2 separate regions of the Homo sapiens genome follow, and region 1 is linked to region 2. A link is a loop called in an ENCODE intact Hi-C map of the cell type or tissue named here. Cell type or tissue: heart right ventricle. All regions are shown on one strand. Links, peaks and the distances in the headings refer to the core of each region. The heading gives the core; the rest is flanking DNA. Region 1 overlaps FYN (FYN proto-oncogene, Src family tyrosine kinase). Region 2 overlaps FYN (FYN proto-oncogene, Src family tyrosine kinase).

What was found. Hi-C counts contacts between places; a loop is a spot of excess contacts. Peaks named below come from ENCODE experiments on the same cell type or tissue, not always from the same donor. Only the 100,000 strongest peaks of a DNase experiment are listed, where the experiment ranks them.
Region 1: a loop joins it to region 2, with 2.2 times the contacts of the local background. A loop is called at or near these places in 13 of 110 quality-filtered maps.

What each region holds. Positions count from the first base shown.
Region 1 is chr6:111,791,284-111,807,969 of GRCh38, reverse strand. The region is part of intron 2 of FYN (FYN proto-oncogene, Src family tyrosine kinase); the gene reads left to right. Among named protein-coding and RNA genes, the nearest start is that of FYN, 74 kb to the left of the region's middle. RefSeq lists an enhancer at 2,932-3,021. In heart right ventricle, for the core only: a CTCF peak has its summit at 8,188; no DNase peak of the experiment used is centred there.
Region 2 is chr6:111,737,237-111,753,922 of GRCh38, reverse strand. All of the region lies in intron 3 of FYN (FYN proto-oncogene, Src family tyrosine kinase), which reads left to right. Among named protein-coding and RNA genes, the nearest start is that of FYN, 130 kb to the left of the region's middle. RefSeq lists enhancers at 2,383-2,955, 15,310-15,379. In heart right ventricle, for the core only: no CTCF peak of the experiment used is centred there; a DNase peak (open chromatin) is centred at 9,812; H3K4me3 peaks cover 1,516 bases; H3K27ac peaks cover 5,000 bases.

The DNA of each region.
Region 1 (16,686 bases), core at 6,219-11,218, 55 kb before region 2:
CACCTGGCTAATTTTTGTATTTTTAGTAGAGATGGGGTTTCACTATGTTGACCAAGCTGGTCTTGAACTCCTGACCTTGTGATTTGCCCACCTCGGCCTCCCAAAGTGCTGGGATTACAGGCATGAGCCACCACATCCGGCCCTGACCTCACCTTTAATAGCAGGGTGTTCTATACCAGTGTGGTCCCCAAACCTGGGGGTGCTTCAGAACCCCCTGGGGAAGTTATGAAAATGCAGGTTCCAGGCCTCACCTCCCAACCTATTCATTTGGAGACACTTAGGATGCCTCTAAGGCTCTTGCAATGATTAACCTTTTGTAGTTGACTGGATGCAGAACCTGATAACATAGCACCCAAGCCTGGGCAGCCCTCTGAACAGGTGACTAGATAAAGGGCACTCGATCCCTGCTTTTTGTGCCATGTGTTAGTCTTACCTGGGGGTAAGTGAGTGAGTAATCAAGAGAAACTCCTGCTGGCTGTAAAGAAGAACTATCCTTTAAAAATACAGTATAATACAAAGTCAAGAAATCAAACTAATTTGAGAGAGAGTGGAAGAATTGCTCTTTTAACTCCTTGTTAACAACAGTGAACTGATCCATTAGCAGGAGTGACCAGACTTCCCTGGCTCACTGCACAAGATTCTGAAGAGGCCATTTTCCATTATCCAGGAGTAAAGCCCAGTGTCTATTTTGCCCTGGAGTTCCTCACCATCGTCTGCTGAGAAACAAATTCTTGTGTGCTACAAAAGTACAACTCAAGATATGAAATGTAACTAAATACAAGACACTGTTTTCCTACAAAAAATATTATAAATAAGTCCTCTGTTAAAATAAATCCCTCAGTAGATCCCTTGTTATAAGCCCATGAAATGAGTAGTCTGTCCCTGTCACACACAGCGCAGCCAGAAAAGGCATCAACATTCCATTCTTCCAAGGGAAACGTGAAATCAGAGCTCAGCACTCTGAATGAAACAAATAGCGTGTGGAGGACAATCAGCGCTGGGGTCCGGAAGACATGAATTCAAATCCTGCGTGGACCCAGGGGTCCATTTCTCCTTCCTAGGCTGTTGGGAGGATTGAATAAGAATGTGAAGCTCTTGGGGCATGTAGGATTCTCAGCCTCCCACTCCCACTCCTACCATCTAAAACATTTCCCACCCTAGTCTCGGCATAGTTAGGAAGATATGAAGATAATGGGAAGGTGCATTCCACTGAGTCAGCATGCCCAGGTGCCAGCAGCTCTCTGCAGTGGGTATTGCAAAATTATAAGACAGAATTTCTTGGTCCCCAGTTGGTAATAATTTACCTCACCTTCAATAGTGGGCCGGGACATTCAGCAGCTCCATCTCCTGCAAAGGTCCTATGAGGGTCACTCTGCTGAGGCTAATTGCCTGAGAAGGATAGTACACTATCTGTTTTGCCACATTTTGTGATTTACTTTGTTTCAAGCCTTTTCCTTTTGGTGGTTTGGTGAAATGCTGTTAGCTGATGGGTTGTGGGCATGAAGGTGAAGGGTCATCTTGGACCGAATAACCTAGGGACAGGGATCCTTCCAGGAGGGCAGAGCTGGGCCGAAGGGGTGTCCTCCTGACCCAGTCAGGGGTGCTTGAGTAATACTGATGCAAGTGTGTCCCACCCCCTCCTCCTCTGGTTAGCCTTCAGAGCCATCTAGACTGATGTGCTCTGGAAAGAGAGAGATGGTTCTTTATGGCCCCTGGGGTTATATTTGACCAACGTCCAGGTTCCAGGAGTTACAAGCTCGTGCAATTGTATTTCATCTCCGAACACAAGCTGGTTAAAAAGGAGAAAGTTCAGTCAGGCTTTGTGTTTTCTACAATCTAAATTAGATGCTAGTGCTGGGGCACCCTAGGAACTGCGTGGGAAGAATGTGGTGACCAGTCTACACGTAAACCCCAGCTTCCTACTGCACCCATCCCACTTCCCCGTTCCTTTTTTCCCTTATCTACAGGGTCTTCAACTGCCTCAAGAGCTGTTGTGGGCTCAGAAGAAAAGGAAAAGACTAGGAAAAGCAGAAACACGCTGGAGGAACTACTGTGAGAGCCAGCTCCTAAGTGGTCCCAGCTTCCCCCACCCCTCTGCCTACTTTTTTTTCCACTTCAACTTTTACACGGCCTGTAATTCAGTCATTTTAATTTGAGGTTGTAAATGACCTTTAAAGAAAAAGCAGTGGTTTCAGAGGGGGCTGATGACTCATTAAATGATCAGTGATGCATGTGTATGAGTTAATTCAGCCAGCTTGTTCAACCAAGGGAAGGGGGAGGGGGCTGTGCTTGGAAGGGTGGTCAGTAGACAATTCAGGTGCCTCAGGAAGAAGGGAGCCAGGTGGGATGTGTAATGCTGTGAAGCCGATAGGAGGAGCAGAAAGGGGGCCAGTGTAGGAGGGCAGAAGGAACCTGAACCACATGGACCCTTGTTTTATTCTGCGTAAAGACTGGTTTGGTGAGGCAGCCTGGTACCTAAGACCAACAACAGCAGCGTCTCACATGTGTAGAGTTGCCAGATTTGGCAAACAGCAAAATATAGGACACCCAGTTAAATTTGTATCTCAGATAAACGATGTATAATTTTTAATGTAAGTATGTCCCAAATTGTGTATCTGAAATTCACGCTTATCCAGACATCATGAATTGTATCTGGCAGTGTTCACAATGGCTTAGAACCTGATATTTGACAGCTCCGTGAGAAAGATGTCTGTCCCACTTTAGTGATGGGAATGCCAAGGCTAAGAGGGGTTGTGGTTGCCAGCCTCTTCGCTGGTAGAAAAGAAGCCTTCAAAGATAGTGTTCCTGCTCCTTGGCCATACATGTAAAACGCCTTGTAGGACTAAACAGTTGTCTGGCAAACACACTTCGAGTCATGTGGTGTTTATCTCGGGGTAGCAGAAAGGGCACTAGATTAAGGGGAGGCCTGTTAGAAAGGCTGAAGCAGGCTGAAAAGGACTCCTGGAGGTTAACCCCTGGGTTAGGTTTAAGGCAGAGAGGCCTGGAAGAAACATAAGAATCACCTGGTGTACTTTGATAAAGAAGCTGAGGACTAAGGAAGTGATGTGGTGACTCAAATCACAGGAGAAATGACCAGCGAAGCCTAGAGCAGCATCAGGGTTTCTGAAGTCCTCACTGAGTTCTTTCTATTATATTACATGGTGCTGACGTAGCAGATTCTTATTAAAGCCTCCAAGTTTCCACACAACGCCACAGTACCCACTGGTGGGAAGGACCACATACTGCTTATGAGTCACAGCCCTCGTTTTCTTTTCTGTTGGTGTAAGTACTGCCTAAGTATCCCCTTGTTACCAAGAGGCTGATTATGTGTTATACCCCAGTGAACAAAGACTAGGGACCAAAAATTCAGGTTGTGCCATTTATTGCATTGGACGTAATTTAGGGCATGGTGTGTTTGTTTCCAAAATCCAGCTACTCAATAGAATGAAAGAGAAACTTAAAGTTTTACCTCCTTCTGGATTTTTTAAAAAATTCATTGGTTTTGCGATGTAGCATCCTATTCCTGTGTGGAACAGGGATGCTGGAAAGCCGCAGTCCCAGTAGTCTGCTTATGAGCTACTGGGGACCTCTACAGCATCCACCTGGGAAGAAAGGAATGCCCAGAACAGAGGGTGCCGCTTCTAAAGCTGAGGTCTCTGTTCCCCAGTTCCCCCCAGTTCCCCCATAAAATCTGAGGGTTTTATGATCACAGGGGATGTGGGTGTTCTTCAAGCCTGACTTTGGCCTGTTTTTCTGAATCCTTAAGCATGGCCCTCGTATATTTTCAGAACGATGATGTCTCTTCCTGCCTTTAAATACACAGGAATGAAATGTTCCATTTTGGTTTATTTGGTTTACTTTAGCAGCTTTTGATGTAAACTGTGGGTTTCAGCATAAGAAGACTTAAGTGAAACTAGTAGCTGTATCCACACTGTCTCATCCCCGCAGTCAATTAGCACGTGGGAAACCATTTTGAGGGGAGGAGGTCATTTCTGGGAGAGAAGAAGCTTTTCCTGTTCTCTTCTCATGTGGTTTGCTCCATTCCTAACACTATGGATATTTTTTTGGTGTTTCCTTGGAAAGCAAAATATCCCATATTAACATACCATGGCTGCTTTGGGAAGCTGTGCATTTCCGCAGATTATTCCTTCAGGAAACTCTACATTTGCGCTGTTGGCTGCAAGAATGAAATTATCCTTGGCAAGTTGTTTCATTTTAATCTCAGGAGCAATGGTGTTAAATGTTAGCCAGTCAAAGCCATAAGCAAAGACTGTTATTCAAGTTTCTGTGTTAACCCTTTATCTCTGTGGTCTTTCCCCACCTACCCCACACCCCCATGCCCCAGGAGTCACTGGTTCAAAACACTATGAAGTGGATTACTTCCTTCCATGATACTAACAGTATTTATACTTGACTCTTCACAGATTGGAGAATATGAAACAGAATGTGAAACTAAACAGCTGAGGATATATGATGAATGAAACTGGCTGGGATCTGATCAGTTTTATAATTTGCAGTCCTCAATTCAGAGTAGTTTAGGAATAAGAAAACCTCTTGGACATTTATTAATGTTACCGGTTGACTTAAAAAAAAAAGATTGTGGGGTAAAACCTTACTTCCACAGTCAAGCCATAAAAGTGGCATGATTTGGGAGAGAAAAAAAGGTTATAATGAAGCCCAAATATTTGAAGTGATTGAATTAATACTTTCAGAGGAGTGCCCCTGAAGGGCAGAGTGATTTGGAATATCCAGAATATTAATACTACCAGTTAGCCAAAAGCAGTGCTCAAGGGATGAAGCAGGAGCTTGGCCTTGGAACTCCAAATGGCCTTTGAGGGTTAGTGGGAAGCAGATGTTTTGAGGCAGTTGGAGGATCTTGTGAACAGTCTTCAAAGCAGGTGGAGGCTTTTTAATAAAGAAAAGTGGGTAAACAGCTAGGCTGCTGGATTTCCATTTTTCTCCCTTAGAAGAACTAGATTCTGGTCATCTTCTGGTCCCAGATTATACGATTTCCTAGCCAAGAAAATCATGTATGATTGAGAAATCTAGGACTTTTTCCCAGTTTATTTAAGAAACCCACTCTACATCTATGTTGGTAAATAGTGGTTAAGTGGACTGTGGCTCTACTACGTTCCTGTCCCACAAAGGAATAAGATGCTGCATTGTAAATCCAATGAATTTTTTTTTTTTTTTCAGCCAGAAAGAGTGTTCTCACACTGCTATGAAAAATTACCTGATTGGGACCAGGCACGGTGGCTCATGCCTGTAATCCCAGCACTTTGGGAGGCTGAGGCAGGCGGATCACTTGAGGTCAGGAGTTCGAGACCAGCCTGGCCAACATGGTGAAACCTGTCTCTACCAAAAATACAAATTAGCTGGGTGTGATAGCAGGCACCTGTAGTCCCAGCTATCGGGAGGCTGAAGCAGGAGAATCACTTGAACCCAGGAGGTGGAGGTTGCAGTGAGCCAAGGTCACACCACTGCTCTCCAGCCTGGGCAATAGAGCGAGACTCTGTCTCAAAGAAAAAAAAAAGGGATTACCTGATTGGGTTATTTATAAAGAAAAGAGGTTTAATTGGCTCAGAGTTCCACAGGCTGTACAAGAACCATGATGTTGGCATCTGCTCAGCTTCTGTGGAGGCCTCAGGACATTTACAATCATGGCAGAAGGCATGGGGGAACCAGGACTTCACATGGCCAGAGCAAGAGGAAGAGGAGAGGGGGAAGTGGGAGAGGAGAGGGGGAGGTGCCACATGCTTTGAAATGACCAGATCTCATGAGAACTCACTATCATGAGGGCAGCACCAAGTGGGACATCTGCCCCCATGATCCAGTCACCTCCCACCAGGCCCCACCTCCAACATCTGGGATTATAATTCAACATGAGATTTGGGCTGGGACACAGATCCAAACCATATCAGTATTGCATTGTTAGTTAATGTGGGATATGTATATTGCTTATCTGCCAAGTAGGCTACAAACATTTTGAATGCTGAGATGGTGTCTGGTGCTTCTCTATTCCCTTCATTGTCATCTATCCAGTGTCTTGCACCTTGTTTAGTCATTCATTACACAGAGATCTTCCCCTGGTGCCTAACAGATTTAAGCCAGGAGTTGTGGGGAGCTGAGATGGAGGCAAAGCCATTTTCTCAAAGAATGCTCACATATGGTTTGTCCACAGAACACCCATATATATGTATGTCTAATACCAATGGAAGTGAGAGGAAGGAGTAAGACAAAAACAGTGCACAACCCAGGCACTGTTTTCATTTGTCACAGTCTCAGATACACTTGCTACTTTTATAAGTGGCTTATGTTTTTCTAGTAGGATCTGGACTACTGGAGAGACTCCCCAGTTTACTGAGAATTGAGAGTGAACGACGTATTCACTGATGTGTCTAAGTGGCTGGTACGGAAGTTCTGTTGAATTTTGGTATTCCAGCATTATCCAACCAATCATTTCCCTAGCCAACAAATGTCTATATATATTTGTTCAATTAAACTACATGTCGTAAGAATTGGCATTTATTCTGCTTCCTGGCAACTAGGCAGGTGATAAAAGAAAAATGGGGAGCTCCTTTGAAAAGCCACCTAATTCTAAATAAAATGTACACGGTGTATGGAGCTCTGCCTTGATGATGATGGCCATGGTTTACCTTGGAATATGTAAATTCAGTACCCCCTTAAACCTGAAGTGCTCTAAAATCTGCTGTGTGGGAAGTGACCACTGAGCCAGAAGATCAAGATACTACCCTGTTGTTGCCAGTGGTTTGAGCGTTGCTTGGCCACCTGCAGCATCGCCAGCGGTGCACACAGTGTTTCCAGATCTCTCAGGTATGAAACTAGACTCTCAGTGGCTAAATGTACACATCCCCATTCTTCTCCCACTGTGCATCTAATCCTTAATGTTGTGGACTTGTAATTTGTTGGCAGAGGTCCTTCTACTGTCTGTGAAGCATCAGGATGAAATGTAAGGAAGTGTAAGGTGACTAAGTATGAACGAGCAAATAGTGATTAGACTTTTAGATTCAAATTTTGCTCTATTCTTTTCTTAAATCATGGAAGTTAGTCATTTGCCATTTATACTTGTCTGTCTGCTGCAGCCCCCATGGGTTGCTATCCTCTGGGGATATCAGTAATCTGGCATTTGATTTCCCATGAGAAGAGTTGAGGAGAGAACTGGAGATGTGGGCAGGAGAGGGTTAAATCTAAAGCTGGGCTTCCAGACATTTGAGGCAGAGCTCTGTGTCACTGCAAAATAACCTGTTCATTAGGAATTCTGTGGCATCATCCTTGGAACTTAAATTCCCATTTTCATCTTAGTGGGTATTTTTGTAAGCCAGTGAATAGTATTAACTTAAGCTCAGAAAAAAATGGGATGAGCCTGTGACAGATTTAGGAAGCGCGGTTGCAGTCGTTCCCGTTTTAGATCATAGTAAATTCCTTCTGCATCAAGCTCACTTTTTGTACGTTTTCTTTTCCTCCCTTCCTCATATTCAATATCCCTTCGGCAAGTTGTGTCCATCCCTCCTGCTCCACTCCCGTGAGTGGCTGTGAGGACTCGTCCCACAGAGCCTCCCACAAGCTGTAGAGCCTTGTTTCTCCCATCCCCCGGATCCTTCCTACCCTGTGCTGAGACCTGTGCCTCATTTTCAGCTCTTCTGGGGTACCGTGTTATTACTTGAAAGAAAATTTGAAAGCATTTTACGTTGCTTATTACAGATCATTAATGGAAGCTCCACTAAACCCTGGGAATTTATTCTCTCATTGATGTGTATATAACTCCTATTAACATTAATAAAGTTGTTTAGAATCAAAGAGCCAGCAGAAACCCGTAATAGAGAATCCATTTTGATCCTGCTTCACAAAGTGACTCATACCCACAGGGCATCAACAAGCATTTTAAAGATAATTTTTACAACTCCCTTTTTAAAAGTACAGCAACTACTGAATATATCATGGCACACTCGTGTCCTTCGGAATAAACCCTGCCGGTTACCATTTGTACAGGACTGCCCTACCTGGGTGGGAAGCTGCGAGGTTTGTCCATATTTAACCAGTGCTGGAAATGTCACCCGTGGCTGCCTTCCCTGCACGTTTCCACAGGGGAGCTGGCGTGTGCGGGACTCCCACATAACAAGGGTGGACAAGGCATGGGTGCAGTAAGAAGGGAATTGCACAAGTGACAGCCTCACAGACAGGGGGCAGTGGAGATGTCCATTCACCTGAACCACTTGTGCCCTGCCCTGCCTCAGTGGCTCTGGACAGGCAGCATCATGAAACGGAGAACTGAGGGGTAGGGGGATTTTAGTCCAGATATTGTGAAGCTGTCTGAACCTATTAATACCATTTACCAATCCTTACTTGATGAAAGGACCACAAGGAGACGGAAGATGTCAGAAATTAGTAGTATGTATCTGGGAAAATATCCTTAATCTTTCACATAAAATGCGAACACCAGGGGGTTAGAGTTGCACTTTCTCTGTCAGTGTATTGGTACACTTGTTATTAAGTCATGTCAATAGCCAGTAAAGGGAAACATCTCAACTAGGCACATCCCATTTTAATGTCTCTGTATTTTTCCCTCTCCCCACCTCTATTTCCACCTCATCTTCTAATTTTTACAAATGTTCCCAATGTTTGGGAAGTGAGTTCAGTTTGGGAGAGAGACAGGATATATCTGCACATTTACTTCTGATTTGGACATATGGTTGGCATCCTTCCTGTGCCCTTGAGTCTTTTCTTAGAAATGTTAAATTTTTAAAAACTTGTTTATTTTTGAACGTTGCTTTTTTAGAATCACCCTTCCTAAAAGGGAGAGAGGAAAAACTGTAAGTGAATCTTATTAGATTTTTGAAGTGCTCATCATAATTGAACTATTTCCCTAATGACTGGTAGCATCTCACCTAGATTTGTCCTTGGAATGGTTCCTGAACGTTTCAAGATCTTCCAGTTCCACTTTACTTTTGGCTGTGGTTGGAAACATGGGTGTTCATTTCTGTAATTGTTAATCTGGATATTCTGAGGAAGAAAAATATGGAATATCCCTTTAATCACTGAACTTTATTTCTGACCCTTTATGTTTCCTAAAGAGTAAATATACAATTTTCAAAGGAAGGAAACAACAGTAGCTATTAACATGTAGAATCCATCTGGCACTGTATAGATAAAAACAAGCCCAGAACGCTTTTTGTTTATTCTTCACCACAGTGCCACGAACTGGGTCAGGATTATCCTTGTTTTACAAATGAGGCAGCCAGAGCCAGAGAGGTGAAGCCAGCCTTTCTCAGAGCCACACATCCAGGAAGGGTCAGAGCCCAGATGAGGTGGGAGAATTGAGAACAGGTCTGCCCAGTTACTACCCAGCCCAGACTTCCACCGCATCTTGCAAGGATCAGGGTATGTAGGACAAATGTCAGCCCAATGGGTCATTTGTTCCCGGGGACCCAGTTTGACCCCCTGGTACCTAACGGAGTGCCAGGAGCATGACAGGCACTCAGTAAATATTTGTTAAATGAATGTATTGTCAAAGTCAAAGAATTCACTAAAATGTGTCATCTCATCCTGGGGACTGCCCTTGGCCACTGCTGAATCTGTTTTGAAACCTCTTTGCAGGCGAGTTTAGGAATATATGAATATATTTATTTAAAATAACATTACCAGAATTTGCGACATGTGCCAGTGTGGTTGAGGCCTCTGGTGGCTAAGGTCTTCAGCAAATTAGAGATGCACAGTAGAGGTGCTATGTGTATACTTTCTCTTTGATTTAAACTTATTTAAATAACTTTTTTTTCCTGACTTTAAAATTTTACTTGTAGAAAATTTGGTAAGCTATAAAGAAGAAAATGAAAATATCTCTTAATCACACCATATTGAGATAGCAATGTTAAGATGTATTTAAACTAGGGTCGGGCACGGTGACTCAACACCTGTAATCCCAGCACTTTGGGAGGCCGAGGCGGGCGGATCACCTGAGGTCAGGAGTTTGAGACCAGCCTGGCCAACATGATGAAACGCCGTCTCTACTAAAAATACAAAAATTAGCTGGACATGGTGGCACATGCCTGTAGTCCCAGCTACTCAGGAGACTGAGGCAGGAGAATCACTTGCACCTGGGAGGCGGAGGTTGCAGTGAGCCAAGATCGTGCCACTGCACTCCAGCCTCGCCAACAGAGTGAGACTCCATCTCAAAAAAAGAAAAAAGATGTATTTATTTTGTCGTTTTTGGGAGGGGTGTGTCATGTGTGTGTGTGTGTGTATATATATATATATATATATATATATATATATATATATATATATATGAAACTTTGATTTTGAGCTTGTTGCTTCTTTCATTTAATATTAAGTTGTGATTGTTTTCTAATGTAATTGAATAATAACTGAAGTTTTCCATTGTGTGAGCAGACTAATTTATTTAACCATTCACTATCCTATTACTATGCAGTTAAATATTCTCATATTTGAGATTATAAATAATGCTGTACTAAACATTCTGGAGTGAAAATATTTGCTCACTTCTCTGGTTATTTCTTCATGAAAGGATTACTAGGTTTGGTGAAAATATAAAAATTCTATACATAAAAATTCTAAATTAAAAGCAAAAAAACCTTAGGAAAAATTTATTTGCCACAAATACATTAAAAATCTTAATATTCCGTATCCTGTTTTCCTTTCACTCAGCCTAATTTTTTGTCCTCACATTTTTGTTACCAGGCACTCATTCTGATTGCTTAGCCATCGTACTAGTTTCCCATTTGATTTAACTAAAACTGTTTCAGTTAAACATTTATTTCTTTGCTCATGACCCTGATAACATGCAGCATGATCTATCCTCCACTACTGAGACTTTCCAAGGATTGTCTGACTCTTGTCATTACATCTGAAAATCCCTGAGTAACTTCTGTACATCTTTCTTGGAAACAACATTATTAAAAAAATAGTAAATTCAAACTACTATGCACTATGCCAAGCACTGAGGTGGGTGTTTTAAAGTATGATATAGCCCCTGCCATTGAAAAACCTCCAGATAAGACATGACCACATGACAGGTGAACCTGGATACAATAAATATTAAATAAAATTACTAAAAATTTCTGTTTAGTAATCCTGACTCATCATCTCATTTTCTACAATTTCTGCAATTTCATTGGCCTGTGCCTTCAACCCACCTGAATCTTACCTGCCACTCCCCTTACCCACGAGGGGATTTCAATCAGCATGGTGTGGTTACATCATTAAGGTTTCTTACCCATAGCATCACCATGATGGCAGGATCCCCAGCTCTCAGAACAGGGCCTGGCACATAATATGTGCTCAGTTAGTGTTTATTGGATGTATGATAAAAAGTATGCATTTTTTTTCTTCAATTGGAGACCACCAGCAGATAGTTATGTACAGTCACGCGTTGCTTCAGGACAGGGATACATTCTGAGAAAAGCATCATTAGGTGATTTTGTCATTGTGTAAACATCATAGAGTACACTTACACAAACCTAGATGGTATAACCTACTACACACCTAGTCTCTATGGTATAGCCCACTGCTTCTGGTTACAAACCTGAACAGCATGTTATTGTACTAAATACTGTAGGTAATTATAACACAATGGTAAATATTTGTGTATCTAAACATAGAAAAAGCACAGTAAAAAATATCAGCATTGTAATCTTAGGGGACCATTGTCATATATGTGGTCTGTCACTGACTGAAATTTCATTATGTGGCACATGGCTGTACTTAGATTGGCAATAAATACAATTAAAAGAGAACATTTGTGGTGGGCAAGAGCTCTAGCTCAAACGTCAGACTAATGAAGGTTCAAATCCTGGGTCTTCAACTTACCAGCTTTGTCATCTTGGCCAAGTTAAATGATTTCTTCTACATTCAGATTCTTCAACTGAAAAAAATAGTGATAGAGTCTAAGCCATTGGGTTATTAATAAGGATAAAGTGAGGTTTATGTTAAGCCTAGCCCAGAACCTGGCACACAGTAAGTATTTAGTAAATGTTAGCTATTATTATTTATAAATCGTTTCCCTTATTTATTGCCTAACTACAATCTCAACCTACTCTCAGGAATATAGAAATAGAAATTGATTCATCATGAGAAATAATACATAAGCTTTGGAGTCAGATCTGGCTCTGCCACCTCAGTAGGTTACTTCTCAATGCTTTAGTTTCTTTATCAGGTGAAGACCTATTGCGTAGGGTTACTGTGAGGACTAAAATGAGATAATATATGCAAAGTGCCTAATATGTTCAGTACTCTTTTCTCTTTCTGTGTCTTGGTTCAATTAGAACACCCTTCTGTTTCTGATTTTGCTACCAAACATGTATTTTTCTCCCTCTGGTAGAGTGTTCTTCCATTTATTTTGGTGTGACACAAATAATTTAATACATGTTTATATCACAAGTCCACATGTGTGAGTGAAACAAAAACTCCACAAAATAATGCTCTGTGTGATTCCTGTACTAATTTGCTATGGCTGCCATAACAAAGTATCATAGACTGGATGGCTCAAACAACAGAAATTCATTCCCTCACAGCTCTGGAAGTTAAAAGTCCGAGATCAAAGTGTCAGCAGGTTTGGTTTCTCCTGAGGCCTCTCTCTTTGGCTTGTAGATGGCTGTCTTTTCTCTTTGTCCTTACATGGCCTTTCCTTTGTGTGTATCTGTGTCCTAATCTCCTCCTCTTATAGGGATACTAGTCATATTGAGTTGTGGTCTGCCCATATGACCTCATTTTAACTCTGTTACCTCTTTAAAGGCCTGTCTGCAAATATAGTCACATTCTGATGTGTGCTAGGGTTTAGGGTTTCAATCATGAATTTTGGAGGGATACAATTCAGTCAATAACAGTTCCCTTGATATTTTTATCTGTATTTCATTAAAGAAAATGCTGGGCAGAATCAACCAAGTTAAATTTTGTGACCCATTGAATTGACTCGGGACCACAGGTTAAAAGAGTGTGCTTTAGCGGGTTGTGTTGGCTTACCCGGTTAGTGTGAAATTGAAACCAGCATTAGGACTTGCCTGTGACTTAGTGTGGAGACAGGCCCAGAGGCACAAAACAGTAAGAATCAGAGTGGACATCCTTCTGCAAACACAGACATCACCTTAGCCCAGGGTTGGCAAACATTTTCTGTAAAGGGCCAGATAGTAAATATTTTCATCTTTGCGGGCCATACAGTCTCTATCAAGACAATTCTGCTGTTGTGTGTGAAAGCAGCCATAGACAATATGGAAACGAGTGGGTATGGCTGTGTTCCAATAAAGCTTTACTTACGGGCACTGAGATTTTAATTTTGTATAATCTCCATGTGTGATGAAATAATCTTTTGATTTTTTGTGACCATTTAAAAATGTAAAAACCATTCTCAGTTCATGGACTGTACAAAAGCAGGCAGCAGGCCAGATCTGATCCGCAGGCTGGGGGTTGCTGACCGCTGCCCACCACTGCCCTTGCTGGTAGAGCCTCAGTCTTCTGGCTGCAGACTCTCGAGGAATTGACCTAGGTGATTTTCCTCTGTCCATGTACATTTTGAACTGATTATCTTATTTGACCCTTGTGATTCCTCTGTGTTTTCAGTAGGAAAATCTCTGTGGCATTCATGATCAAAAGTTATTTAAAAAGCATATGTTATCTTCTTACCAGAGAACTCTAATTAGGGATGGGGGACCTTCTTAAAGGACCCACACAATTTTTTGTCAGATGGTGAAGTTAGGAATAGAGTTGACACCGAAAAGTCTATGCAAAAACAACAGAGCTTGAATTTAAGGAGGGCTCTCCTTTGGGAAGCTAATATCCAGGGAAACAGAGTGACCAAAGAAAGGCCCGGGTGTCCTCATGGCGGATGGAGGAGAGCAGCTCAGTGGCAGGGGCCCTGCCCCGGGATCTTCTCCCAGGTAGGGGCAGGCTGGAGGGTGAGTGAGGTCTCCACAGTCCCCACATGGTTTCTTTCGCAACCCAGAATGCAAGCCGAGGTGTGTGTGGCTGCCTCTCACTTCCTGTGGGGGCTGCCTGCAGTCTCAGGATGTCCATCTCGGTGCCTGCGTAGATCTCCTCCCCTCCCAGAGGGTCCAAGAGAACAAAAGTGTCTGAGAAAGCCAGAGTGTGACCACGCGGTTTCTATGCTCCAAGGGATTTATTTCAGTGGTAGGTGGAGCAGCTCTGTGGAGCACATGGCTAATGATAATGGATTGACTGACCAGAAGCAGGAGAGGACCTAGCAGAAGCCGGAGGTCAAGCTGCCCCAAGACTGGGGGACAGCCTGGGTGAAGACTCTGGACCTCATGACCATGTATATTCCAGAGGGGGATCTAAAGAGCCCCAGAAATTCACAAAGGTGGGAATGGTTATTTTCACTATTTCAGACTGACAGAAATTATGCATTTATCCAGAGTGACAGTGCAAAGGCAGGCTGAGCTGTTGTTGCTTCCATTGGCAGGAATGAGCCGATCTTATGGACTGACTCTGGAAGAGCAATGTTGAGTGCCTACTTTGTGCCACAGAGGGAAAACCCGTTTATCCCAAGGGCTTTCTCATCTGGGGATGCGCAGACTGTAAACCAAGGCCCCAGGAAACGGTTTTTAACTAATGTGGAAAAAAAAAAATGGGCTTGAATATCCGAAACTTCACTTTAAAAAATCAGTAAGATAAAATTTAAATGATGTGTATTATTTTATTTTGAGACTATTTGCTTCATGCCATCCTAACATATAGTAATAAAATAGCTTTGGCCTGACATTCATCTTAAAGTGAATTAAAAAACGTAATTTAATGAAATGGCACTTCTAAGCTTTTAGTGCAGCAAATTTTCAAATTATCTTGCTTAAATTAAATTGCTGTGCTTTTTTGCTTTCGATACTTATAAGAGCTCTGTTTTGTTTCTGGTTTCATCGTGTTCGCCCTGAGATGATTTTTTTTTAATTGAAATGTAGCATTCATGCAGAAAAGTGCACAAATTCTTAAGTGCACTGATAATGAATGTTCACAAAGTGAACTCTCCTTTGTAACCAGCGGCCAGGTGGAAAAAGAATGTCACTTAAACACTAGGAGTCCCCTCAGGTCCCCATCCAGTCCCAATACACCCCAGTTTCCATCAAGGGTAACTGATAGCATGACTTCTAACAAGAAAGATTGGTTTTATCTATTATGAACTTTATATAAATAAAATTGACCAGAAGCAGGAGAGGACCTAGCAGATGGCAGAGGTCAAGCTGCCGCAAGACTAGGGGACAGCCTGGATGTCCCCCAGTTTGCACTGTCTTGTGTCAATAGAATAACATTATATTTAGGAGATTCATCCATGTTGTTATAAGTAGTAGTTTGTTCATTTTCATTGCTGTGTAATACTGTTTAACATATCAAGATGTATTTAGCCCCTCTCTTGTAAGTGGCCTTTTGAGTTATTTCGAGTTTGGGGCTGTTAGAGATAGTACTGGTAGGATCATTCTTGTGCATATCAGTGGGTAAGCATATGTAGCATTTCTGTAGGATAGGCTCTGGATGGCAGGATCTGGGATCACAGGATGTGTGTGTTCAATGGAAACTGCCAGTTATCAGTGGACACTCCCACTAGCAATGTATGAGAGTTTCAGTTGCTCTGTATCCTTACCAGCACTTCATGGTTTTAGTCTTTATCATTTTAGCCAGTCCTGTAGGTGTATTGGTAATGCGTTGTGGTTTTAATTTGCTTTTATTTGATGGCTGAATTAGAGCATCTTTTTATATGTTTATTGGCCATTTGGATTTTCTGTTTTGTCCTCTCGAGTATTTGTCTATTTCTTTATTGGATTGTCTGCCTTTTCCTTATTGATTTTTAGAGTTATTTGTTGTATATATGTATTGCAATTATGTTCTCCACTCTGTGGCTTCCCTTTGATTCTGTTGATGTCATTTGATGAAGACATTTTTAATTTTAGTATAGTCCAAATTATATTTTCCTTCGTGGTTAACACTTTTTGTGTTCTCTTTTAAGAAACATCTTTACCTATTACAAGGTATGAAGGTGTTCTCTATGTTTTCTTCTAAGAGCTTTATTATTTTGCCTTTCACATTTAGTTCTATTCTTCATCCAGAATTAATTTTTGCATGGTATACGGTGGAAGTTAAGATTCATTTCTTTCATACGGATACCCATTGTATTCATTTCCTAGGCTATTATAACAATGTGCCACAAAATGGGTGGCTTAAAACAGCAGAAATTTATTCTCTCATGATTCTGGAGGCTAGGAGTCCAAAATCGAGGTGTGAGCAGGGTCATGGTCTCTCTGATGAAGGCTCTAGGGAAGAGTCCTTCCTTGCCTATTCCCAGCTTCTGGTGGTGGCCAGGAATCCTTGGCATTCCTTTCTTGGCAGCTGCATTGCTCTGACCTCTGTCTCTGTGGCCACATGGCCGTCTTCCCCACATGTCTCTGTGTAGATTTTTTTCTTTCTTTAAGGACAGTCACTGGATTCAGAGTCCATACTAATTCACTATAACTCATCTTAACTAATCATATCTGCAACAACCCTATTTCCAAATAAGTCAGATGCTGAGGTACTTGGGGGTTAGAACTTCATATCTTTTTGGGGGACACGGTTCAATCTATACTACCCAGTGAACCCAGCATTTATTACTTTTATTTTTATACATTTATATTTTATTTTTATACATTTATGCATACTTTTATACATTTATTA
Region 2 (16,686 bases), core at 6,846-11,845:
TCTGGTTAAGCTGAGCTTGGTTTGTTAAGCAACTATACCCAACATGTTTATATCAAAAGCACCTGTGTTTCTCAGTGTTTCTGGAATCCCAACTTAAGTGAGGCCGGAGCTAATGCTGTATTTCAGTAAATACCACATTAGATCACACTTTTAAGCAGCCATGTCAAACAATTGACTTAAATTGAAATTACTTTCAGCTAACACTTCCCCACAAATTGTTTTTACACATGCTGCTGCTAAACCACATGTCCACCGTCCTGTACTTAGGCAACTTTTTTTTTTTTTTGGTTTAGGCCCTCACATTTGTCCTTACTAATTTTATCATGTCAGTTGTGGCCTAATACTCCAGCCTACCAAGATATTTTTATATCTTGAGATTGTCACTCCTGTCCCTTCAAAAGTTTGTTCCATCTGAATATTTCACCATACAAATTTTCAATATCTTCATCTAAGATGTTGACAAGTTTTTGAAGAGCTCAGAGCCCCATTTTAGGCCTCCTGAGACCACCTTCTAGGTGGACCTGAGCTCACCAATCAGCCCCACTTAAATATTATAATTCACTTCATTGTTCTAGTATCTAGCCCACATTTTCCTATCTTATTCCCAAAGGTATTATGAGAGGCCTTTTTGGATAATGCATTACTGAAATCTGTAAAGAACCACACTTCTCTGACCCCTGTCAAAATAGAAAGTGGCATGACTATTCCTCCTATGAAAGCATCCTGTATGGAGGATCAGACCAAATGCTAAAACACTTTAGTAGGTTTACCTAAATACAGCTTGTCTTTCATATATCATGCCTTGACACTTCTTCTGCAAGACCAGTTTTTTCTGTAAGACTAATTGATATTGAGATTTCAATATATATAGAAATGGGACTAAATTTTATCCAAAGCTATTTTTGCCTCTATTTTGGGGGCATTCAAGTTAATTTCCCCCACTTACACTAAACTGTCAAATACTAGAATGTGGAAGCTTGAATATTAGAGATAAGTAAGTGCCCAGTTCCATTCCACCAGTTCACAGCCCTGTCTATCCCTCCATCCCACCCTCACCACCACCCTCCTAAAGCAAGATTATTAACACTGAACTGGACTGCTAAAACTTCTTCCTAGCATCTTTCAGGTGCTTTTGTGGCAGAGCCATTCTGCATGGAGCTGCCAGACCAAGTGTCATTCTTGCTTAGAACTCTTCAGAGCCTCCCCTCTGAGCTCCAAATTCAGTCCAAGTCCTCTCTTGGCTGCTTGCCTGATCAGAGGAGCCACTGCCTCCCCACTCAGACCCTATTCCACCTGGTGGACTTGTCACTCTTCCCTAAATGTCTTCCATGCCTCCCTGATGCCCATCTTTGCCCTGGCTTTTCCTGTGGCCAGGAATGTCTCAACCCTGCTCTAGATTTAGAAATCTTGCTTCTTTCTCAAACAACAAAATGTCTCTCCTCAATGGAGCCTTGACTGATCTCTCCATTGGAAGTGACTTCTTTTTCCACTAAGCTCCTGTTAGCACCCTACAACTTCCAACTGACAATTGTCTTGCATAGAATTATTTGTACACTTGTTTTATCAAAAGCTGCTCCAGTGGGCTGATAGCTTATTCATCTTTTTAATTCACCAAGGGCTGAGCATTTAGTAGAGAGGATGTATTTGTTGGATGGATCATGGGTAGATGGATAGATGGAGGAATGGATGGAGTTGAGGTTTAAGAGAGGATAAATAACTTGCCAAGATCACGAAGTTGGACTAATAGAATTAATAATAGACTCAGTTCCCAAATTCAGTATTAACATATTTGTCTAGCACCACTCCACATTCTCTTCCATGGTTTTGCTTTGAACTTTTGGTAGAAGCCTTAGTAATAAACATCCAGTTTTATAAAATAAAGTCTTATATTTGTTTATATTATAAATTTATTACTCCTTGATTTACATGCTTAGGAATATAAATCTGAGAAAAATACATGGTAGGATTTTCCTACCACATTCTAAAAGCTTAAGAAATATCTGAAGCTAAGCATGGTGGCTCATGCCTGTAATCCCAGCACTTTGAGAGGCCGAGGCAAGAGGGTTGCTTGAGCTCAGGAGTTCAACACCAGCCTGGGCAACATAGTGAGACCTTGTTTCTACCAAAAAAAAAGATTATTTACATGTGGTGGTGCACAACTGTAGTCCCAGGTACTGGGAGGCGTAGGTAGAAGGATAGCTTGAGCCCAGGAGGTTGAGGCTGCAGGGAGCTGTGATTGTGCCACTGCACTCCAGCCTAGATGACCGAGCAAGATGCTGTCTCAAAAAAAAAAAGAAAGAATTTGAATGGAGACACTGCCACTTCTGCACATCTGTCCTATATGATTTAAAATATCTCTGAATACCTTGAAAACACTGATCTTTTCAACTCTAAAACTCAGAATTCTCTTAATAAAATAGTATGCTGTAGTTATACTGTGTCAGCAGTTTTGGGGGGTTTTTGTTGTTAATTGTTTGTTGTTTTTGTGAGACATGGGCTAGGGATCTGATGTTAAAAATAGACATTAAGCCCCAGGACAAAATGGCCATTCTACCTAGAGACAGCAGTTCTGGCGTTCTGAGGCCACAGTGTAACATAAACATGATGTTGTCAACCTGAGCCAGGGCTGATTTGCCTCATTTGAATCTGAAAGGGAGCCCACATCCTTCCTGTTGCTACACAAAGATGCTGAAAAGAATTCACAGAGAAAACAAATGGACTAATGCGTGTTATGTTTCCCAGAAGTTCTGTCCCCAGTGCCCCCAAAATAGTAAAATAGTTGGGAATGAGGTTGAGCAAGAAAAGAATAAAGGAATAAAAGTATACAATGCCAAGGAAAGGCCAATAGAAACTATTCTTTTTGCTTTGCTTCTCTTGGTGTTTTTTTCCAGTGTGACTCTGTAGATAATGGCAAAGAGAAATGCAGGGTCATTTTTTCCATTTTCAAGTAAAACTTATTTTGCACAATAGACCCACTGAGGCTTGCACTCATTCATGTCTACGACTCCCATCTCTCCAGTCTCAACAAAAGTGAAGGTGGCCATTGTGTCCTTTCATTGTTCTGTGACTTTGCTGCCCCTTTCTTGCTTTTTAAAATAAGTTCCTTAGAAGTATGGAATGGCGGGAACGCATGCCCTTTGTTTCAGCAATTCAGTCAAAATTTCCCAACTTGCCTTCAATGTTAGTAAAAAAAAAAAAAAAAAAATGACATGAATTGTACTGGCATGAATCTAGGTGGTCTGGCCAACAAAGAAAGGAAAGGAGGGAAGAAAATGAGGAAAGGAGGAGAGAGGAAGAGCCTGCATCCCTAAAATTTCTTTTCTCAACAAATATTTACTTGGTTACCTCTATTACAGGCATTTATGGTCATTGTATTAATTCATTCTCACATTACTGTAAAGAAATACCTGAGACTGAGTAATTTATAAAGAAAAGAGGTATAATTGGCTCGTGGTTCTGCAGGTTGTACAGGAAGCATAGCGGCTTCTGCTTCCAGGGAGGCCTCCGGAAGCTTCCAATCATGGCGGAAGGCAAAGGGGAAGCGAGGCATCTCACATGGTGGGAGCAGGAGAGAGGGCTAGGAGAAAGGTGCTACCCACTTTTAAACAACCAGATCTCACAAGAACTCACTGTCATGAGGACAGTACCAAGGAGGATGGTGCTAAACCATTCATGAGAAACTACCCCCATGACCCAATTACCTCCCACCAGGCCTCACCTCCAAAGTTGGGGATTATAATTCGACATGAGATTTGGACGGAGACATACATGCAAACTGTATCGGTTATGTTGCAGAAAGTCAGAATGGAAGGAATCTGGAGCCAAGTACATAAAGGCAGGAGCTACTTCAAAACGGACATATATGTTAGTAGCAGTTGTACATGCTGTCACTCTTGGATCAGAAGTTAAAGATGTCAGACTTAAACTGGATGTAACAGGGAAATTCTACAGATGTGGGGATGCAAATTATGGGATTTTTTTTTTTTCCAGGAGAAATCATGCAGTCTTCCTAGAGGTCTCCATCATAAGCGAGTTTTCCATCATGTAGGTCATTTATCCCTGTCATTTCTTAATTCCATATTTGTTTCCACACACAGATTTTGAACATATATTTTGAACATATATTTATTTAAAATATTTGTTTTTATCTAGCATTGTGCTGAAAGTTTTACCCTATTATAATTGTGTTATCTACATTTAAGTTTTTTACCTTTTAAGGAAAAGAAAAAGGAGAAACTCTACAATCATGCAAAAAGTATATAATTTGCCTGGGAGATGCAGAATAACTTCTAGCAGATAATTACATGCTTTGAACATGAAAAGAAATAGGGTAGAACCTGAACTAAAAGAGGACCAGGTTCTGTTCTCCCTCCCTCAGGGGAGGATATTTTAGAATATTTTGTGTTCATGTTTTAATAAGCTTTTGTTGGATTATTAAGGTGCATTTAAGTTTTTCCATCTTAGAAGTATTCGGCTGGTGCAAAAGTAATTACCAATTACTAATATAATCTTGTCAAGTAAAACCCACTCATTGGGGTACATAGAGCAAGCATCCTCTTTTCCGTAGGGCAGCTCAGTCTGTGTATCATAAACATGATTATCATTGCCATTCAATTTTAGCTGTTGCTCCAGAGAGACTTAAAGGCATGTCACATGTGAGAGATCAGCAGGCAATATTTGGGGCTATGAATATTGAGCAAATATTAAGGTTTTTTTAAAGTTCACCTTCACTCATGATTTACCTGCCCTAAGGAATTTGCCACAGATTCCAAATGTCAGCACTAGAAGAAGTGTCCGAGATGATCTGGATGAACCATTATAGTGACTGAGGCCCAGGAAGAGTGAGTGGTTTACCTTAGGTAACCAGCAGGTCAGGGTAGAATGCATGTTTCTGTTCAGTCATTTTATTCACCTCCTAGGAAACATATTGCAGTGCAGTTGGTTTGCCACTTTTGATCAAATGCACCAAATCTTCAATTTGGATTAATCTTTTCAATTACTGAGTATACCGGTCCTTTCCCATAGACTTAGAACAAACTACAAATGCAGGCAACACAGGTAATTAATTTTAAATTACCGAGTAGCCACATTTAAAAAGCAAAAAGAAACACATGAAAGTAATGTTAATATTTTTAAATTTAAGACGACCTGTGTAAAATATTATCATTTCAACATGTAATCATATTTTAAAATTTATTAAACATTTTACATTCTTTTTTCATGCTGTCTTTGAAACCTGGTTATATGCTTTATACTTACATTACATCTCATCTTGAACCAGCCACATGTGGTTAGTGCTTGCTTACCCTATTAGCACAGGTCTATATGGATGAACAGGTCCAAGCTCTACACCAAACCACAGGCCCCTAACCCTTGAGATCAAAAATGTCTCTGAGTACTAGTTCCCATTTCTTTGAATTTTTGCTCTTGATACGCCATGCATGTCTCCTGAAAACCCAGAGAGGTGAGCAAGCATGAACTGCTATAAAATGAGTGTGTCTGTTGAAAACATGGTCCAGCTCCTGCTAAGATAGCGTCATTCTGTGATACAATATTCCTGTCTTCATCTAATTCCATGAAGTTCTGCATTTCCTTAATGTCAAAAGTTCCCTTACCAGCTGCAGCCGTTTCCTGTGGATAATGTTCTAAATGGCTTTTATTTATGAGATGTCTTGTGCTATAACTGCTATCAGAATGAATGTGTATTCCAAAACCTATTCCCCAAGTCAGTCTAATTAACAATCTTCTAAGAAATAATTGTTAAACTTCAGCTGTAGCTCACAACACGGGTATGTCTCGCTTTGACCTAATTACAGAATGTAATGTTAAAATATGTAAGGAAGGAGATCAAAGAGGAAAGTCATTTTGCTTTCTATGTCTTCATCTTGCTTTCTATGTGCCTCATATTTCACAGCTCCCAACCTCCACTTCCAACTGGCTGAGGGAAGGAAACACATGGAATAGTAATGAATGAGTATAGACGCTGAGGCTGTTTTATTTTCCTCATCTTTGAAGCAGGAACAATAATAGTGCCTATCCTGGAGATTCGTAAGAATGAAGCATGAAGCATGGGATCTGACATATCGTTGATGCTCAACAAATATTAAATTGCTTCAGAAAAATAGCAAATAGGTATATCTGGTGCGAAAAATGGAAAGGAAGCCTGCCAGCTTTTTTTAAGGACACTATCTGCATTATTCTTGGAATTGAATCCGGCTCCACCCAGGGCTGAGAGCTTTTCGTTTCCATTGTGTCTTTAGCATAGCCATGCAAACCAACATCACTTCCAATGATAGGGGAATGCTGGAGTCAAAGCGACTAGTTCACTTCAGAGGACAGGCAGTGTATAATGTCAGGGGGAGGAGCTGACCCAAATAATGTGTTTCAAGTCATCAGAACACGTTCATGTCTGGTTTTCATAGTAAATTGTGACAGCTGCGCAGGAGAAGACAGAATACACTTTTTAGATGTTATTTTGTTTATTTTGTGATGCTGCTTTAAACAGTTCCACAGAGTAAGGAAATGGAGTTTTTACACTGTGAGACTTTAACTCCCTTCTTTCCTTGACTTGCCTCTTGGCTCTGCTTAATAAGCCCTTTCAGCAAGACCTCATCTGCTTTCCTTGAAGCTTCCAGGTATTATCTCTTGGTTGAATATAACAAAAATCACACCAAGTAGCTACCTGACACTCATGGGTGCAAGTATCTCATAGGAAACTGGTGAATTCTGAAAATGCTTTTGAGCCACTTCCTTTCACTGCTGGACTCTCTTAATCTACTTACTAAAGTGCTACTTGGACAAGAGAGTATTGACAGTTACAGGGAAAAACAATGTAGAATCCCAGGCCATGTGTAGGTTTCTGTGGACACATTTTAATTTTTTAAAGAATATTTTAGTTATCTAAATTATGTACCTAACCATTTATATTGAGTACATAAATTCTCAGTAAATTAGCGTCTCTCTTTTGAGGGCTGTGTGTTATCTGCTCCTGTGATCCAAATATATAGCACTAAGACAATATAAGGGATTCTCTCTCTCTCTCTGTCTCTCATTCTCTCTCTCTCTTCCTTCCCCCCTTCCTTTCTCTCCCTGCCTCCCTCCCTCTACCCTCTCTCTGTTTGTCCTAATTTACCTGACGTTTTAGCCCTTGTTGCTGTTGGAGGATTCTAAAGATGAAGCCACTCATAACCTTAATGCCTGATAGCATAGAGAATAGTTGGTGACTTCACCAGAACTTACACACCCATGCCTTTTCTTTTTTGCTTTGCCATGAGTAGGCAGTTGCATACTTTATTTAGCAAAAGAGAGAACTGTTAAAAAGCTACTAAGTAGTGGTATATTCATACCATGGAATACTACTAGGCAATAAAAGCTACTATAATGGATAAAGCAATAAAAACTACTATGCCACTCAGCAGCAATAAACTACTGAATATACAATATCATGGACAAATGTCAAAAACTTGCCACATAAAATAAGTAGACACAAAGAATACATACTGTATGATTACCTTTATATGAAACCCTAGACCAGAGAAAACTAATCTGTCGTGGTAGAAATCACAACCGTGTTTGCCTGGGATGGAATTGACTACAAAGGGACCCCAGTGCATCTTTCTAGGGTGATGAAAATGTTCTAGATCTTGATGGGGGTTTAGATTATACAGGTATATACGTTTGTCAGAACTCATTGAACTGTAAACTTAAATCTGTTTATACATTGCACTGTGGATAAATTATGCCTAAACTTTAAAAAAAAGAAGAGGGAACTAAAAAATCCACACGCCTTGCTAAACCTCCTCAAATTATTAGAAATTCTCTTTCACTTATGAACTATTTTCTTGAAAGACAGCTACCAGGTATCACTATCACCATCTTTTTGTACCAGGTACGTGGGTTCCTTTCAGACTCTTCCTGGTGCTGCAATACACAGTGGTCACCCACATTTGAGAAACATACAGTGCCTTCCTTTTCCCAGGAGATTATCCCAGAGTTACATGGGAAATCAATGTTGTATAAGTTGCACAGGGGAAACATTACTGAAGGCATTTTTTTGGAAGGTATAAGTGTATTCACTCCCCAGTGTATTGTGGGCTGTGTTAATTCAGAATTTGGAAGAGAATGCTCTTAAGCCAGGATGTTTTGTAAAGTGTTCTGTGTTGCAATGTGCAGATGTTTACATCAAATTTTAAATCTTTCACTTACCTGCTCACCTTCTCCCTCCAGAACATGCTGCCTGTTGTTAAGCACTGTTTCTGAAATACAAATCCATTGTGCAACTCTTGCTCAGAAACTACAGTGGCCTGCTCCCTCCTTCACATTTGGGCCCTGCTTAACTCTCTAGTTACCTGCATTCGCTCATTCTTGGCTTGTGTCACACCAAACAAAGCTGCTCCCTGGCATGCTCCTCTCTCCTGAATCCATGCCTTTGTAAGAGCTGTTCTGCAGCCTGCAAAGCACCCTGCCCATCCCCTTGCGCACCCCCTTTTTCACCAGTCCTTCCCACAGGCCCCACTCAGATGCCCATCCTCTGAGAACCCATCCCAGCTTTTGCAGGAGGGATGAGTCACATGCCCAAGCTTCAAGAACACTGTATGTGTTTCTTCAGGCAAGCAGGCTTACTACATTGGAGAGAACAGGTCCTTTCCTTGTCTGCCTTCTCCCATGGGCTGGACACCCTTCAGTGAAAGAGATGGCATTCGCGTCTGTATTTTGTGCACACTGCTTGGATACATAGTATTTGCCCATGAATGATGGGTGAATGGGTGGGTAGGTGGATGGATGGATAGATTCATTCACTCACTCACTCATTCATTCAACACTGCAGCAGTAGCCTTCTTTGTGGGACCACCAAAGAGGAGACAAATAAGAACCAGAATGTTGTGTGGCCCTAGCAAAAGCAGATTTTTCTGGGCGGATGTTAAAGTATTCCAGTCCCACTTTCCTTGCTTTATTTTTCCAAGCAATAAGGAGAACATGACAATATTCTTTGCCGGGGTTGTACTTTCTACCTCTCCTCTGCATAAGGGTATTCCTACCTAATTCTAAGAGAAAAAATGAAAACTTACCACTAATGATATAAAAAGCATATTTATTGTTAGGTGATATTTGTATTTTGGGGGTTTTTTCCTCACTAGGAAAATTTTCTAAATACCTTTGCATATACCACTTTGTTTTATCTTTACAAAAATCTCATTAATTAAGCAGGGGATGGATCATCATTCCCACCAGGCAAATGAGATAACTGACGTGTAGTAAAAGCCTGATGATTTTTCCAAAGTTACACATCTGGTTAGTGATAATGCTGGGACCAGAATAGGAGTCCATGTGTTCCCACCAGACTGGGAGATTGTTCCAAAGAACAAGTTCCCAGGAAAGATCAAATAATTGCTGGAAAAGCACTTCCGATCTCCAGCAAAAACAGATCTTTCCAGCTGAGTGCCCTCCCTAAGGCCTGAAGAGTATTATCTGCCAAGTAGCTATTCTTTTGTCTTCTGCATAAACCACTGCAGGCTGAAGGCCACTGTGAAATCTGTGAGAATCAAGAGCAGCCATCCACTGCAGAAATATATGTTATGAAACTTAAGGAATAAGTCACTGTCCATCCAGAGAGAAATTAGAGAATGCCTTTTCTGAAATCTCTGCTAGGACACAGGTGTGGGCCCTAACGCAGATATGAAGCTTTGTCCCCAGTGCTAAGACGAGACAGCTATTTTTGCTGGGCCAATGTAATATTTAAAAGCAAACATTTAACAGTAGGATAACGGCTGCTGAAGCTGCATTTGCAGCTGCAGCTGCATCATTCCTCTGGGGAAGGCAAGATGGCTCTTCTCCAGCTATTCATGAAGGGCAAGAGTTGGGAGCAGAAAGAGAATTTGCTCATACGTAATACTGTGCGGTCCAATCTCATGTCCCATGTGAGATGCCTAAGTCAGAAGCTGACTGCAAAGACAGCTCATCGGCTTGGAGACCCAGGGTTCATTCTGCAAGATCTTTCAGGCCACTTTTTTTCTATAATAAATGAAATCCTTTGCATTTTATTGGGAGTAAGAGAGCCAGATCTTTTCAGACATTAACAAATGAGGGGCCGTGAATGTGGTCCACCTTACTGATTTGCTGCACCAAGGAGACCACAGTCACTCCAGATCTTAAACATATTCATAATTGTGTTTGGAGCAAAGTTACCATTGGAATCAGATTTTCACAGTGCTGGTACCGATCTCTGGGATCCTCTTGTCCTTTTTTGCATTTACTCTGCTCTGTTCCTTCTTTCCCACTTATCTTCCTTTCAGGGTCTCCACTGGCTGTCTTTGCTAACCAAATATACAGGAGTTTCCTTGGTCACAATTAGAAAATGAGCTTCCAAAAGAAGAGGCACCGAGGGCCCTTGGCACAGGACACAGGAAGGGACTGATCACGTGAGCTGTCTCAGTTGAATCCCTCATTTCTCTGATGCGGTCGCCAGAATTACTCAAAGTATTTCATTTTATTTTCATGTAAAACCCATTTATACAGCTGCCTCAGGGATCTGTTATAAAACATGTGGAGAAAAATCATGATGTAAAGTAAGAAATACAGGGATACAGATAGAGGAAGCCACATTTTTGTTAACCTTGTTCTTTGGAATTCTGATCAAAACTACGATGTAAAAGATTCTTGGCCAGGCGCGGTGGCTCACGCCTATAATCCCAGCACTTTGGGAGACCAAGGTGGGCAGATCACGAGGTCAGGAGTTCAAGACCAGCCTGGCCAACATAACCAAACCCCATCTCTACTAAAAATACAAAAATTAGCCAGGCATGGTGGCGCGCACCTGCAGTTCCAGCTACTCGGGAGGCTGAGGCAGGAGAATTGCTTGAAACCGGGAGGCAGAGGTTGCAACGAGCCGAGATCGTGCCACTGCACTCCAGCCTGGGCAACAGAACGAGACTCCCTCTCAAAAAAAAAAAAAAAAAGATTCTTATCAAGCCCCTTTGTGATCTCAATATTTATAGCACTTTCTCAAACTTGTGGTCGTGTGTGACCAAAACGTAGGACAAATTGTAACTCATTGGTTGCACGGGTATTTGTAGGCATGGGGACCTTGTCACCCGGACTTCTCTGTCCCTTGTTTATGTCCTCTTCAGTAAATGGGAATGGAGCAATAACTAGTTTCTAGTTTACTTTTGACATAAGATGGTAAATGATATATTCCCATCTTTGTGTTTGGCTTTTAGCCTTTGAATTTAAACTTAGTTCTTCAAAGAGTGGAACAGTTCTGTTCAGTTGCAAAGCCTATTAGGGCCTTTTTGCACAGAACATGTGCAAATTCTTCCCTTTGTTGGAAGCTGAGATCCATGATAAATTCCCCCTCTCCCACTTACTTCACAGAAGGCTTGCAATAATAAGCCAGGCATCAACTTGGATCATCTTTACTCTGGGGTTTTGGGGTTAGAAGTTGCTGAATATCATGTTAATGAATAAACCTGGCCCTCAGACCCAGAGAAATGATTGGATGTTAATATCAGTGTATATGCTTTTAGTGCCATTAACAACGTGATGTATTACAATTTCTTAAGGGTGTTTTTTTCTACACTGGAAGATGTTGATTTGCCACTCTGAATGCCACCAGCTTTTCATTCTGAAAGTTGGAGAATGAGCATAAACTTTATAGTCAGATAGACTTGGATTTGAAATCTGATTCTGTCACTGCCTGGTGGTTTGCTCTTAGGGAAGTTCCTTAACCTCTCTGAGGTTAGATTTTCTATAGTAAAAAGGATTAAACAAACAAGTAAAATGTAGACCATCCCGCACAATGCCTGGAGGAGAGGAGGCTCTCAAAAATTACTTATCCCTGTTTGCTTCCCTTCTTTTTCAGTTGGAACTTCTGGAAGGGGGTGTGAAAGCTAGGGTTTTCCTTAGCATGGGGGATTATTTTAATCACTATCATTCCTACAGAAAGAGCAAGACATTTCTAAGGGAGCCGTAAGAGGCAATATGGCATAGCCTAGTGGATCTCAGAGTGTAGCCCAGGACCAGCACAGCCAGCATAACCCTGGGACTTGTCAGAACGCAGGACTTAGGCTTGATGTTGCTTCAGACCAACCGCATCAGAAATTCTCAGGGGGAGGCCCAGTGGTCTGTGTTTTCACAAGTCCTTCAGGAAATTCTCATGCTCATAAAGTTCGAAAACCACTAGTGTAGTGAAAAATACACTGGACTAGTTTCTTGCACATTCTGCTGAAACGAGAGGTGGGATTGGACCAAATGTCCTCTAAGATCTTTTCTAATTCTGGCATCTTGTGGTTCTAGTTTTAAGCCAGCTGTTGTCACCATTTTCTTAGAATGACCATGTTCTTTAAAAGGGAAAAGAAAAAAAACTGGTTTATTATTTTTTATTTCAAAAGTAACACACTGTTATAAAAAATGAATATAAACAAAATGAAAAAACTTAAAACCATCCAAAACTCAACATCCTGAGATATTCTTTTATGCTGTGCTCTTATTGTCCTTCTTTTATGCAGATGCACACGTATGCATTACTCTGTGTGTACATACATAAACATCTCACCATAGCCATTAGCATCCACTGAGTGTCTGCTCTGTGCCAGGCACAGTTTTGGGCATTATGGGTATACCATCCAGCAAAGCCTCTACTCCCATTGAGCTTTCTTTCTCATGAGTGGAGGTAGATAATAAACAAGAAAACACCTAAATAAAGACCATTTCTGAGATTGTTAAATGCCATGAAGCAAATAAAACAGTGATGTGAAAGAGTGACCAGGCAATGGGCAATTAAGATCTGATACCAGGAAAAACCTTTCTTTCTTTTTTTTTTTTTTTGAGACAGGGTCTCACTCTGTCACCCAGGCTGACACGATCATGGCTCACTACAATCTCTGCCTTCCTGCCTCAAGGGTTCTTCCTTGAGCACCTCAGCCTCCCAAGTAGCTGGGACCACAGGTGAGCACCACCACACCCAGCTAATTTTTGTATTTTGTAAAGTAGGGTTTCGTCATGTAGCTCAGGCTGGTCTCAAACTTCTGGGCTCAAATGATCTACCTGCCTCCACCTCCCAAAGAGGAAAAACCTTTCTGAGAGGTGGCATCTGGGCTGAGACCTGAGAAGGAGCCAGCTGTGTGAGTATTTTGGGGAAGAGCATTTCAGGCAAAGGGGAAAGTTTGTGCAGACTCACTGAAGTAAAACAGAGCAGAGTGTGTTCAAAGAAGAACAGAAAGGTGTGCAGTGTTGCTGGGGAGGAGGTGTGAAGAGGGAACCACAGAAGATGGGGCTAGACACATAGGCCAGGGCCAGAGCAGGATGACCATATCATTTAAATTCATTCCAAAGACAATAGGAAACCATTTTAAGCCTGGGAGTAACTTTAAAAAAAGATGACTCTGACTGTCATAGAGGGTATAGAGCGCAAGATTGGAAGCAAGGAAAGTAGTTATGTTTCTACCTCGTGTTTTGTGACTTGTATATTTCCCTTCACTATTTCATTAATATCTTTCAGGATTGTTAATGTCCTGCTGTGTTCTCATTTTTAACAGCTGCATAGGAATCTGGTATGATACCCTACTTTGTTAATCCTCTGAGTGCCTAGATTGTATCCAATTTTTTTATTATCATGAACAGCACTGAAATGAGTGTTGTTAAATCTTTCTGCACATTTTTGTTCTCAGGATAATTCCCAACAGGGGAAGTCCTTGACCAAGAGTAGGATTCATTTGAAGACTTTTTCTCGAGTCTATTAGTTGGTTTCATCTGTATTTATTTAACTGAGCATTTTCAATTATTTAAAACCTTTAGTTGATAAGCTTTTACTAGATAGGGGCCAAAGTGAGATACTCCCAGCACTTTGGGAGACCGAGTGGGTGGATCACAAGGTCAGGAGTTCAAGACCAGCCTGGCCAACATGGTGAAACCCCATCTCTACTAAAAATACCAAAATTAGCTGGGCGTGGTGGCAGGCATCTGTAATCCCAGCTACTGGGGAGGCTGAGGCAGGAGAATTATTTGAACCCAGGAGACAGAGGTTGCCGTGAGCTAAGATTGCACCTTTGGGTTCCAGCCTGGGCGACAGGGTGAGACTCCATCTTAACAACAACAACAACAAAAGATTGTCAAGTATCAGTAACTTTCTATCAGTAATTTATAGTAGTTGGCATAATCCACATTTTACAGGGAAGAAACCAGAATCTTTTTAACCACCTACTCAAAATAGAAACCCTTCATCTTAATCATGGCTTTGTACACTTCTGACACCCTGAGGGAATGAGAAAGGAAGAGAGCAGGAGGAGGAGAGAAGTGGAAGGAAACCTGCCTCAAAACTGATGGAGTGGAACTGAAACCATTATAAGAAAAATCACTTCTGTTTCTCTCCCACATGCCACTCAAATAATGAACTGCCCAGCGGCGGGGCCTCTCATGAGACAGGCGGCTGGGCAGGCAGCAGGCAGCTCCAGTGGGACCACAGCATCCCCAGGCAGGAGCCAGAACCCTGCCAGGGCTGTGGGCATGTGGCCAAGTTGTGGGGAGATGGGCTCCCTGTATGTCCTCCTTGAGCCCCATTCCAGACTCCATTTGTGTTTATCTCATATCATCATCTCCATTTCCTCTCAACAGAGCCTCCACATCTCCCGTGCATGTGCATCTTGCCAGAGCCCTGCACTGTCCTCAGTGAACAATTTAAACAGATTGTCTCCACCCTCCGTGCACTGCTGGTGCCGAAGGGCAGGACAGGTTTCAGGTGCCCAGTGGAATCTGTAGAGCTTTTGACACCTTGTAGGTATCTTTAAACCTAAAAGAACGATAGCAACATGGTCATTGGTACTTTGCCCTGGGGTCACTTCAGTTCAAAATAGGAGAGTGATGGCAATGGACAGAGTTAGGCATTCGGCTTCATGTAGGGATGGGGAGAGAAGCCATTCTTGGCAGGAGGAATGCATGGAAGTGCAGGTGACAGAGCACCATTATACAACTTTCATTAGGGAGAACAGAGCAGGAGGAGGGAGGGCAGCTTCACACCAGAAGGCAGAAAGCCCCTCCCCGCCCCACCAAGAAGAAGTTCTTTATTCTACTTTCTCATCCTCATCTGAAAGTATTGCTTAATAAAGGCCAGCCTTCACAGGGCTCACCCCTCAGTGTTACCTTCTAAAGCCCCACCTAGATGTTTCCTCTTTCAGCCAGGGAGGATCACATTCATAGCAGCACCAGGGCTGGGTGGGCACTTTAGGTCTTTGTGTTGAAAATGAGGATGATGCCAATGCCGACCCAAGCCCATCACTAGGTGAGGTGAGTTTTGAGCCACATCTTGCTCAGACAGCTAGGGGTGACCAAGAGGGAAGAGCAGGCAGCTGGTGAGCAAAAGCATGCTGATACTGTGCTGGATTTTCCCAGATCCTCAGAATAGTTACCTTTGACCAGGGAGGAGCATCTCCGATGGATGTGCAATTCCCCATTACCCCTCTCCAGTGAGCAGCTTTGCCTGGCTGCAGCCATGAGCCTTGGGGGCACCTGACTCCAAAAACAGATGTGAGTTGAGGTTGTAAGCCTTCAGTCCAAGACCCCTGCAGGGGAGGAGGTAACATCACCAGTGGACCTATAAAAAGTGCAGATACCTCAGATTCCTGAGCCTCACCTTAAACCCTCAGGGTGCATGTATTTCCTGTTTCAGGTAGGCATGGTTCTTTGGGGTTTATGCCTAGGAGTGGAGTTCTGCTCATGGGATAGGTACATCTTCATCTTCACTAGTAATGTAAAATTGTTGACGTCCTGCTAGCGGTGTGTGTGGAGCTCTTGTTCCACATTTTCACCAGTACTTGCTCCTAACAGACTGAAAATTCTGCCAGTAGCATCACTTTATGTTGGAATTGCAATATAGAAATGGAGGATGACAGTTCATGATGGGTGTTGTGTTGTTTAGGTTGAAAATGAGTGAGAGTTTTGTCACCTGGCCTAGCAGGAAAGTAAAAATGCTCTGGTACCAAAGAAAAAATTATTTGTTTATTTGTTTTTTTATGGGAAAATAGTCAAAATTAAGGAAAATTTGAGGCCATTAGTGATATTGTGAAGTGTATATTTGGTCACTGTTTTCTGGCAAACAGCTCCTAAAATCCTTGGAATCTCCAAAGTAGTAAACGTCTAGAGGATGGGGACTGGTCATGGGAAAGAGAGGATTAGAGGGTTGGGACTTTGAGCCTTATCTCCCAGTCTTTGGGGAGAGAAAAGGGGACTGAAGGTTAAGTTGATCACCAGTGGCCAGTGATTTAATCAATCATGCTTATGTAATGAGGCCTCCATAAAAAGTCAAGAGGACAGAGTTTGGAGAGCTTCTAGATAGCTGAACATGTGCAGGTTCCTGGAGGGTGGCAGGGCACAGAAGCCGTGGACGCTCCACGCCCTTTCCTTCATACCTCACCCTGTGTATCTCTTCATCTGTATCCTTTAAAACATCCTTTATAATGAAGTAGTAAACATAACTGTTTCCCTGGGTTCTGTGAGCTGCTGTAGCAAATGAGTCAAACCCAAGGAGGGGGTTGTGGAGATCCCGATTTATAGCCGGTGGGTTAGAAGCACATACCACAACCTGGGGCCTGTGACTCATGTCTTAAGTGGGGAGCAGTTTTGTGAAACTAAGCCCTCAACCTGTAGGATCTGACACTATCTCTAGGTAGATATTGGCACCAAATTGAATTGAACTGG